2 separate regions of the Mus musculus genome follow, and region 2 is linked to region 1. A link is a loop called in an ENCODE intact Hi-C map of the cell type or tissue named here. Cell type or tissue: heart. All regions are shown on one strand. Each heading gives the region's core, and the rest is flanking DNA. Links, peaks and the distances in the headings are about the cores only.

The links. Hi-C counts contacts between places; a loop is a spot of excess contacts. Peaks named below come from ENCODE experiments on the same cell type or tissue, not always from the same donor. Only the 100,000 strongest peaks of a DNase experiment are listed, where the experiment ranks them.
Region 2: it touches region 1 in a loop (4-fold over the local background); 2 of 42 quality-filtered maps call a loop at or near these places.

The regions. Positions count from the first base shown.
Region 1 is chr15:60,192,650-60,198,191 of GRCm38, reverse strand. No RefSeq gene overlaps it. Among named protein-coding and RNA genes, the nearest start is that of Gm41331, 54 kb to the right of the region's middle. In heart, for the core only: no CTCF peak of the experiment used is centred there; no DNase peak of the experiment used is centred there.
Region 2 is chr15:59,903,151-59,908,692 of GRCm38, reverse strand. No RefSeq gene overlaps it. Among named protein-coding and RNA genes, the nearest start is that of Gm36819, 83 kb to the right of the region's middle. In heart, for the core only: a CTCF peak has its summit at 2,652 (motif pointing left); no DNase peak of the experiment used is centred there.

The DNA of each region.
Region 1 (5,542 bases), core at 270-5,269:
GTCTTCTAACCTCTACAATGTATTACAATCCTCATACACACATATGCACACACACATACATGCACGTACACACTAAATGAAGTAAAATAGTTAAATTAAAGAAAAATGAAATGGTGAATGTATTTCTTTTTATAAATTTTTTTAATTAGGTATTTTCCTCATTTAATTCCCAATTCTATCCCAAAAGTCCCCCATACCCTCCGACCCACTCCCCTACCCACACACTCCCACTTTTTGACCCTGGTGTTCCCCTGTACTGAGGCATATAAAGTTTGCATGTCCAATGGGCCTCTCTTTCCAGTGATGGCCGACTAGGCCATCTTTTGATACATATGCAGCTGTTAGAGTCAAGAGCTCCAGGGTACTGGTTAGTTTATAATGCTGTTCCACCTATAGGGTTGCAGATCCCTTTAGCTCCTTGGGTACTTTCTCTAGCTCCTCCATTGGGAGCCCTGTGATCCATCCAATAGCTGACTGTGAGCATCCACTTATGTGTTTGCTAGGCTGTCAGCGTTTGGAGGCTGATTATGGGGTGGATCCCTGGATATGGCAGTCTCTAGATGGTCCATCCTTTTGTCTCAGCTCCAAACTTTGTCTCTGTAACTCCTTCCATGGGTGTTTTGTTCCCAATTCTAAGAAGGGGCAAAGTGTCCACACTTTGGTCTTAGTTCTTCTTGAGTTTCATGTGTTTTGCAAATTGTAACTTATATCTTGGGTATTCTAAGTTTCTGGGTTAATATCCACTTATCAGTGAGTACATATCATTTGAGTTCTTTTGTGATTGGGTTACCTCACTCAGGATGATGCCCTCCAGGTCCAACCATTTGCCTAGGAATTTCATAAATTCATTCTTTTTAATAGCTGAGTAGTACTCCATTGTGTAAATGTACCACATTTTTTGTATCCATTCCTCTGTTGAGGGGCATCTGGGTTCTTTCCAGCTTCTGGCTATTATAAATAAGGCTGCTATGAACATAGTGGAGCATGTGTCTTTCTTACTAGTTGGAACATCTTCTGGATGTATGCCAAGGAGAGGTATTGCGGGATCCTCCGGTAGTACCACGTCCAATTTTCTGAGGAACCACCAGACTGATTTCCAGAGTGGTTGTACAAGCTTGCAATCTCACCAACAATGGAGGAGTGTTCCTCTTTCTCCACATCCTCGCCAGCATCTGCTGTCACCTGAGTTTTTGATCTTAGCCATTCTGACTGGTGTGAGGTGGAATCTCAGGGTTGTTTTGATTTGCATTTCCTTGATGATTAAGGATGCTGAACATTTTTTCAGGTTTTTCTCAGCCATTCCGTATTCCTCAGGTGAGAATTCTTTGTTTAACTCTGAGCCCCATTTTTTAAAGGGGTTATTTGATTTTCGGGAGTCCACCTTCTTGAGTTTTTTATAGATATTGGATATTAGTCCCCTATCTGATTTAGGATAGGTAAAGATCCTTTCCCAATCTGTTGGTGGCCTTTTTGTCTTATTGAAGGTGTCTTTTGCCTTACAGAAGCTTTGCAGTTTCATGAGGTCCCATTTGTCAATTCTCGATCTTACAGCATAAGCCATTGCTATTCTATTCAGGAATTTTTCCCCTGTGCCAATATCTTCGAGGCTTTTCCCCACTTTCTCCTCTATAGGTTTCAGTGTCTCTGGTATTATGTGGAGCTCCTTGATCCACTTAGATTTGACCTTAGTACAAGGAGATAGGAATGGATCAATTCACATTTCTTAATCATCAATGTTTTCCTTGAACATGGAACTCAAGAAATGTACAACACCATCAGTCCACCTTTTGTATAAGATGAATTAATTCAGTTGTTGCTAAACAACTGAAAGATACTCATAAATCTCCCTCATGATATGAAAACAGTTCTAATAAATAGTCACTCTAGCAACAGTTGCTCTTACCAAATGAATAATCTGATGAGAGGTGACAGCAAATGTCTTTTTGTAGAATTCTGAATATGTATAGATATCTTCTAAAGAATGCTGAAGTGAAAAATAAATAGTAAGGTTGAAAAAATTGAAACAAATAGCCAGACATTATATACTAATAATCACAAGCCTAGGAAATTTTGAGAGGTTAGTGGGTGAACCCCACCGATGTTATAAAGCATTGCTGTAGATTTATGTTCCCTAGCCAGATAACATATTTGTATCTCTATTAATTTATTCCAGATGCAAATATATGGCCCATTGCTCTAAAAGTTATTAAATTCAATATTTAACTTGCATAGTTCCTGGCCAACATATTAGAACAATTAATTTTTCTTTCAGGAAAAACAAACAAGTATTTAAGTCATAGGGTGATTTGTTGAAGGTTGCTTTTCATATGGGCTCCATTGGAAACACTAGCCACTATAATTTTTTTGGTCTTATTTGATGAGACTGCAACTGACCAAAGGCCTATAGAATATTAACACAATGATTAGCAAGTTGATTTTTGAAAAAGACAGTTAAACATAGGAGTCTTGCTAGAACATTGTTGGTGAGAGATGCTTACTTTTCCAAGTTACAAGTTGTTATAAAAGTCTTGGGCCAGCATTTACATTTAAAATCAATTCTATCTACTGGCTCTAGGGTCCTCTAGTAGAGTGTCCTGATAACAATTCTATTCCAATTGGTTAGAAATCTCAATTGCCCCAAACATTGACTCACTGGAAATTTACTACTGGATTTATGGTTAACAGTACTTAGTAAGGTCTCATCCCATAAAATCAAGAACAATTATTCTCAAGTCTCTTCTAATAGATGAAATATTCTTGTTGAAGATCATAAAAATGTAGTTAAGAGAAACAATGTAAAGAGGTAGACTTAGCCCACAGTGGGGTGAGCATAAACATTTTGCAATATTTTGTCATGTCATTATGCAATAAGACAGGGTAGCAGAAGAGGTAAATGTTAGACATGATAGGAATCCATGTTCCAACAGATGGCACCACAGGCATGCATGTGCTGGCAGCACTAAATGAATTTAGTAGGTTTTAAAAGAGTATATGGAATTATTATTAAATAACCAATTGGCATGTTTTTCCCTGGGGAAGATAATTTCTCCAACTCTCATAATTCTTTAGTTTCTGTAGTTCTTTGTGTAGGTTTGAGGCCTCACTGGCTTTCACCCTTCCTCCTTGGCATGTCTTTTAGAATCATCCTTGTTCAGCTGATGTGTAGGTTGTCATGTTGATAATAGTCTATAAATAGGTGTAGCTTCTGACATTACTAAAAGGCATAATCTCACACCAAACCCCTGGTTCTCTGGCCCATACAATTTTTTTACTGCCTCTTATAGAATATTTTCAGAGTTCTGGTGCAAGAGTGTACCCATTAGCTCAACTCCACAATTCACATTTTGACAGGTTAGTTTTTCTGTAGTGGTTTCCATTGGTTGCAAATCTGGGAGGGAAATGTAGTAAGAGGATAGCAGTCAGGTGGGAGGGAGATGAGATGGATTTAATCAAGACACATTACATACATGTACAAAATTCTCCAATAATTATTTAATGCTTAAGCTTTCAATATCTGATTCACAGCATCACCAATGTATCCTTCAGTGAAGAGACTGAAAACCTGTAGGGCTACTCAGAGCAACTTTGGCCTATTAAGCCCAAATGTCTTTGCAAATTTTGCTAACTTATTGCAAGGATGTCATTAGACTATCCAAAAGAATGTGGGCGATAAATACAATATAGTTTTCAGTATAAGGAGTAATATTTTACATAAGTCTTTCTACTAAGTAAGTTCTCATCACTTAGTGCAAAATATAGTATGTCTAAATTTAAAAATGAATCAACTATTGTTTCAGTAACTCTAATAGCTGTAGTTTCTCAAAAAGAAAACCACGTGCCAGGTCATGATGTAGAATAAGACATTTTCAAATCCTATGGATGTTGGATAAAATCTATCTGATTGCTTTCAAAGTCCCTTTGAGGATTTGGGTGCCTTGCATGTCCCCATTTTTATAGCTTTTACAGAATTATGCTGCTAGCAATTGACATATGTCCTGAAAATAACTGGCTATCATGTGACAGTTGCTGCATTGGTGGCAGTCCACTCCATAAGTACCTTTATGGAGAAATTTTATTAATATTCCCTTGAAATGATCTGGAATCACCAAAGGACATCTTGAGAGTACTGGGGATTATGTCGGGGGGTTCCTTCATTTTCAGTGTCACTAAAATTTACCCTTTGAGAGTTAAGGGTATATAACCTTCATTGCAGCAACTTGTTTGACTTCATGTCCTGGTCCAGTTTTATGTTTATCATAGCTTCTTTACTGTAGGAGAATTTCAACCTTTATAACAGCCATCCTTCACGACAACAGGAATTCCTTGAATGTTTCTCGAGGTATCACCTCTTTTTTTTTTTTTTTTTTTTTTTAATTTTTGGTGAGAAATCCTCTCGTCCTAGGAGCATGTGAAGGTGTAAGGCTCCTCCCAAACTATGTCTGTTCTTAATGTGCATTCATTCTCTAATTTTGACGAGTTGACAAGTTCTGTAATGCAGTAATTCTGCTACCTGAAGCAGTTTTTCTGTGAGTAAAGAATCAAATTCCACCAACCTATTTTAAATGATAGACAATGGAGCCCTCTTCATAACTTCTGGTGTCAGTTGAGAACAGATCTATCAACCCAATGTTAGGTCATGTTTCTCAGTGAGATTGTTAATCCATGTAAGTGGGGTACATAACATTCGTCACTGAAACAAGGCCATGACACTGCTGCTGGTATTTCAGGAGAGCACAAGATTCAGTGAATTGCTCAGTGAACAGAGCTGTGAAAGGAGAATATGTTGAAGTCGGTGGATTGGGTAAAAATTGTTCTGTGCACTCAGCCAGTTAGTACCAGATGAGAAACCATGTGATTGGGCAGAGAGCCTAGAATTTGTTTCACAGAAGTATCAAGGACTGTAGCTTCACATATTTTTCTATGTCCAGGCAAATGGGGCTTTAAAATCTGGTCAAGGATGAGGCTATAGTAAGCACCAAGTTTGTGATGGCTCTCGGAGACCTAAATTCAAACCCTAAGTGTGCATCCACATCACTCCCACTGATGAAACAGTTCTTTTTTTTTTTAATTTTTCCTCTATCTTTTTTCTTTTTTTTATTACGTATTTTCCTCAATTACATTTCCAATGCTATCCCAAAAGTCCCCCATACCCTCCCCCCCACTTCCCTACCCATCCATTCCCATTTTTTTTGGCCCTGGCGTTCCCCTGTACTGGGGCATATAAAGTTTGTGTGTCCAATGGGCCTCTCTTTCCAGTGATGGCCGACTAGGCCATCTTTTGATACATATGCAGCTAGAGCCAAGAGCTCCGGGGTACTGGTTAGTTCATAATGTTGTTCCACCTATAGGGTTGCAGATCCCTTTAGCTCCTTGGGTACTTTCTCTAGCTCCTCCATTGGGAGCCCTGTGATCCATCCAATAGCTGACTGTGAGCATCCACTTCTGTGTTTGTTAGGCCCCGGCATAATCTCACAAGAGACAGCTATATCAGGGTCCTTTCAGCAAAATCTTGCTAGTGTATGCAATGGTGTCAGCGTTTGGA
Region 2 (5,542 bases), core at 331-5,330, 290 kb after region 1:
ATTAAAACTCAGGTCTACACAACCCTAAAGTCTGTCCTCTAGTTAGGAAAAAAAAAAAAACTGACAATAGTCAGCGTATATCCTTTCAACTTGCAGGCCAACCAAAACACAGCTGGTTAAGGATGGGTTATCCTGATGTGACTCAGAAGCCATGTGGTACCACTCCTCACAGCCCAGAGGTGCCTGGTATAGCTGAGCACACAGCAAGTCTGTGGTGGCCACCAGCGCCACACTTGCCTGTAGAGGCACAGACAGCTGTGAAGGAGTTAACAGCTCTGGTGGAGAGTGTCTGGATGTGGGCCACCTCTTTTAAATACTAAGCCCCTGGTATCCTTGCTAATGCCATTCTCCCTGCTGCAGGTTTTACTCACAGGAGTAATGAATTAATTAGTGAATATGGGTGAGAAGCTCTTTGAAGTTGTAAAAAAAAAAGCCCACAGTACAGATGCTAAGGAAAGGAACCAAACAGACTAAATGAGATAGCCTGTGGGGGACAGTAGCTCTTGGTGATGGAGCCCACAGCTCTCTGAGGGCAAGTGCAGATAAAACAAAGAGAAAGCTCCTTGCAAGGGAGCCCAGCAGGGTCGAGAATCATGTCTTCAGTGTGTCTGCTATGACTTTTCTGTTGGTCTCTTCTGCTACAAGATTGTTGTATCATCTCAATTTCCATCCGGGGGCTCACAACAACCAAGGCCACATGTGGGGAAGATTTCTTACCACATCAATTATGGCAAAAGTGGTCACCAGGTAAAAGAAGAATTGGGAGGAAGAGAGAGAAAGACAGAGATGGAGAGACAGAGACAGACAGACAAACAGACAGACAAAGAGCAAGCAAGCATACCGTACTACCAGGAAGCTAGTCTTGTAATAACAGCATTAATCCAAATAGGAAGGCAGAATTCTGGTGGCTTCTTTAAGTCGTCCCTCTCAACACTGTTGCACTGGGAATTATGGTTCCAACATTTGCACTTGGAGGGGCACATTCAAATTATGGCAACAGTATATGGATACATTGTATGTAGTACACAATGTTAATTTTAAAAATGTGTTTTAAGACAGGCTTTCATCAGGCAACCCTGGCTGGTCTAGAACACATTGCACAGATCAGGCTGGTCCCAAACTCACAGAAATCCATCTGCCTCTTCCTCTTAAGTGCTGGGATCTTTAAAGGCCTCTGCCACCATGCCCAGCTTTAAAAACTTTACTGGCTTATGTAGTTCACATGGTATGTTTGCTAGATAGCACTGCTGGTTCTAAGCCAGGATCGACACCAGAGTGCCTTTCAGAGCAGTCACAGTCACTGTGTCAATCAAATCATCTTCAGAATTATGCAGAGTGGGTGCTGAAACCGTCTTATGGATGAGACCAAAGGAAATTGCTGTTGTTCTTGTTTGGGATCAGTGGTAGGGATGTGGTCTCAGTATATGGCATGGGATAGCCTGGAATTCATGAGGTAGCCCAAGCTAATCTCAGGGACAATCCTCCTATGTCAGCCTCCTAAACACTAGGATTCCAGGCTGAGCTACCACACCCTCCTAAAGAAATTGATATCTATGAGAAAAATGAAATACCGTACAGGCGGTGGCAATATTAAACAGTCATAATGGAGCCGGACGCTTCATCCTGACCCTGTATGTCTAGAGCTTATGTCCTCTCTGCTATATCTCCTTTGTGGTTTTGAAGACATTGGACCACTATGTGACCTACCGCAGAAGGCGAAACTTGTCATGATAGACAGAAGAGAATGAGTTCCTTTGACATAGCCAAGACCCCAGAGGATAGGGACAGCCTCTGAATGCAGAGTGAGGGGCTGGATGATAAACCAGGGACCAGTGTGAAGGGACCTGGGGAGCAGGCCCCCGAGTGGGAAGCACTCCCCGCTGCAATCATGCATTTCACAAGCCTGATGTCTTATGAGATGTCCCATCCTTGTCAGTGTTAGGAATCTGACAAAGTGACAGTGATTGTTGCTATGGGAGACAGTGTGGGTTTGTGACACAAGAAAAATTCTCTTGCTGTTGCAAAAGTGGATCCAGACTGTCCCAATGGATGTCTTCTGGCGATAGAACTCAACTTCCTCAAAGCTCATGTGAGGACTATTGCCCACAACTGAAGGGCTGGTCCTTCCAGCACGAGCTGGAAGGCCAGACAACGAGTTCAAAGAATAGAAATAGCTCATACAAGCAGGGATTAAAGGAACTTGGGAGCATGAAGGTTGGACCTGAGGCGAAAGTATTGGCCTTTGCAGTCGGGTTTTCACTCTGTAGCGCTGAATAGGATGAAACTGAATTCTAGCCAAGCCAAACACTGCGCCTACAAATCCTTCAGCCACTCCAGTCATGGGCAATTTCTGTATCAGTCATGGTCATGATCGATACCCCCAATACCCTAGAACACTATACATACCCCAGCCTCCCCATTGTGGGCTATACTGAGGCCCGTGGAACTGGACCAGCACACACTAATTGTGGAACTTGAAGAGAATTGGTGAAACCTGTGCCTCAGAAGGATGCTGGGAAGGATCTGAGGGCAAAGAAGACTGTGGGACTCACAAAGGATCCCTCAACCAAAATTTCTCTGTGCTATCACCAGAGGCCAACTATAGGGCCAATTGAAATAGCATAAAGGTCTCAACAGCACCACCTTCTGTCAATAAGGAAAACTACAAGCAGCCAAATTTGAAATCAACATAAGATGTGAGGCCTTCAAAGATCACTGACTGGGTCAAGGCCTTGAGGGGAAATGAGGCTTACAAAAGACAAAACAGAGTGTTGAGAACTGGGTGGAGAAGAGACAGGAGCCTGAGATTCCAAGCTTGCCTCTGCAGGTGTTCTATTTAAGGCTAAGACAGCAACTGTGTCCTGATTTTTAGAAAGGAAAGTGAAGGAGGAGAGGAAAGGGGAAGGGGAAAGGGCACTGCAAATTGCTCATCACTACCAGTGACAGAGGCCTTGCCACTGCCACTTCCAAAGGCAAGCATGGAGTTATTCATGTCTCCTGGTGTTTTCAACCATTCCTAAGTAACAACAGTTGGCTGTTGGGACTGTTTAAGGTCAAACAGAATGTCATCTTTCCTTCTTTACGTCCAGGACAGAATTCCACAGTGGCCACCTGCATAAACCTAGGCCTGGCAATTTGCTTAGGGGAAAAAAATGCAGGTCGCCTCCCCTACACAGAAAACCTTAAAAACCCAGAGAATCACATTCCGAAGAGTTCTGCTTTTTTGGTTGTTTTGTTTTTGTTTTGTCTCTCTATTATCTAGCCCTGGCTGTCCTGGAACTTGCTATGTAGACCAGGCTGGCCTCGAACTCACTTAGATCCATCTGTCTCTGCCTGCCAAGTGCTAGGGTTTTAAAAGCATGGTCCACCATACCAGCCCTCCAAGAGGACTACTTTTTAAACAATGGTGGGTGTGGAGGCAAGGGTTGCTCCTGAGTCAGCAGTCTTAGATGACTCAATGACTTGAGGCCACAGGGCATGTGCTCTGATACCTACTGTCACCTAGAACAGCCTCCACACTGAACTCACCCATCACGGTTTTCTGGTTCACTGAAATGTGGTCATTCCTGCATTCTCCCATTCATCCTACCTTGTAACTTGTATGACCTATCCAAACACTGAACAAGGCCATCCAGTTAACCCCAGCTGATCGTCAGCCAGGTCTCTCTGGCAGGCTAGATTTAATGGTGTTACAACCTTCCTGTATCTGTTAGGAAGGCAGTCACTCCATGTGTCGTAAAGCCTGAAGTACCTTCCTATCTCAGCAAGCCAGGCTTTATTCTGCTCACACGTCACATAGTCAGAGCTAAGTGGCTGCTGGCATTCATTAACTAGCCAGACAACGTCAAGTCCCGAATTGAGACTATTCTCCTGACATTTTGCTGCTCAGTGCTTCAAGCTTTTATGAATCCATAAGAAAGAGGGAAAAGGCATTGCCTTCTGTCTGTCCTTCTCTGTACTCATAAGCATACTGCTTCCCAGAGCACACAAGAAATCCAGACCGAGTGACAGAGCCACCTCTGCTATCAGTGCTAGGAGATTCCAAGTTCTTTCTCTGTCTTTCTCTAACACCCATAGGATTTTACCTCCTTCTGATTATTCATGGCTCCCAAGCCCCGGTCATCAGTCCTGTTCTTTCTGCAGGCTGTGTTTCATGGTATCCCAGCCTTCTTGTGTCAAGAACACACTCACTTGCTTTAGCAGGAAAACTGGCAACAACTACAGACTAAACCAGGTTTTATCATTTTTAATTTATGATTTTATTAGGTAGTTCATACTTGAGTTAGTATCTTGAAATATACCCCCTACTCTTTTCTCTCGAAGTCTCAGAATGTGGGGTTGTAACACAGAGGTCTTTGATCCATTTAGAATTGGTTTTTTGCAGAGTGAGAAAAAAGAATCGATTTTCATTCTTCTTCATGTAGACACATTTTTCCAGCATCACTTGTTGAAGATGTTGTGTTTTCCACAAGCAGCACTTTTGGCATTTTCGTAATGTATCAGGTGACTATAGGCTAATGGACTTATATCTGGGTCTTCAGTTCTAGTCCACCGGTTATGATGCCTGGTTTTGTGTCTGTACCATGAAGGTTTTGTTATAATGACTCTGTCGTAGAACGTGAAATCCCCAGCCGTGGGTCTATTGTCCAGAGTTATGTCAGCTCTCTGGGGTTTTGTGTTTCCATATGATTTTTAAAATTACTTTGCAATTTGCATAAAGAATAACTTTAGCATGGTGTTAAATTCGTAGACTGCTTTTGGTAGATGGTAGTTTTCACATTATTAATCCTACCAATTCACGAGCATGAAAGATCGTTCCATTTTTTGATGTCTTCAATGTTTTAAGATGCTTACTGTGTAGATCTACTCCAAGGTATTTTGGCAGCTCTGGGAAATAAGATCATTCCTCAGTTTTGTGTCTGAGAATATTTGTCATGGGCACATGGAGCTGCTACTGACCTGGGTGTGTTAATTTTGCTGCCTCCCACTTTACTGAAAACATTATCAGCTTGAGGGATTTCCTGATGAGGTCCTAACGCATCCCGTGTGTAGAATCGTCTGCAAGCAAACTTTGACCCTTTCCTTCCTGCTTGAATCCCTTTCATTTCTTTCTCCTCTTGCACTGCACCTGGACAAGACTTCGAGGACTCCATTAAATGGAAGGGGTAGGTGTTCCTCGCCTTAGTTTTCCATATACCATGATGGAGGCTATAGATTTGTTATATACAGCCTTTATTGTGTTGAGAAATATTCACTCCTAATTTCTCCAGGAATTTTGTCATGAAGAGATTTCGCCCTTTTTTTCATCTATTGAAACTATCGTGTTATTTCTTTGAGTCCGTTTATCTGATAAATTACAGTTATTGATATACTTAATGTTAAATGGTTGCTGCAGGTCCTTATAGCTTACACTCCCTCTTAGCACTACATTCATTGTACCATGAAAGTTTTGCATCTTATGCTTTCATTTTCATTCAGTTCTAGTTTACATCCTTCTTGATTTCTTCAGTGACTCGTTCATCAGTCAATAGGGTATCATTTA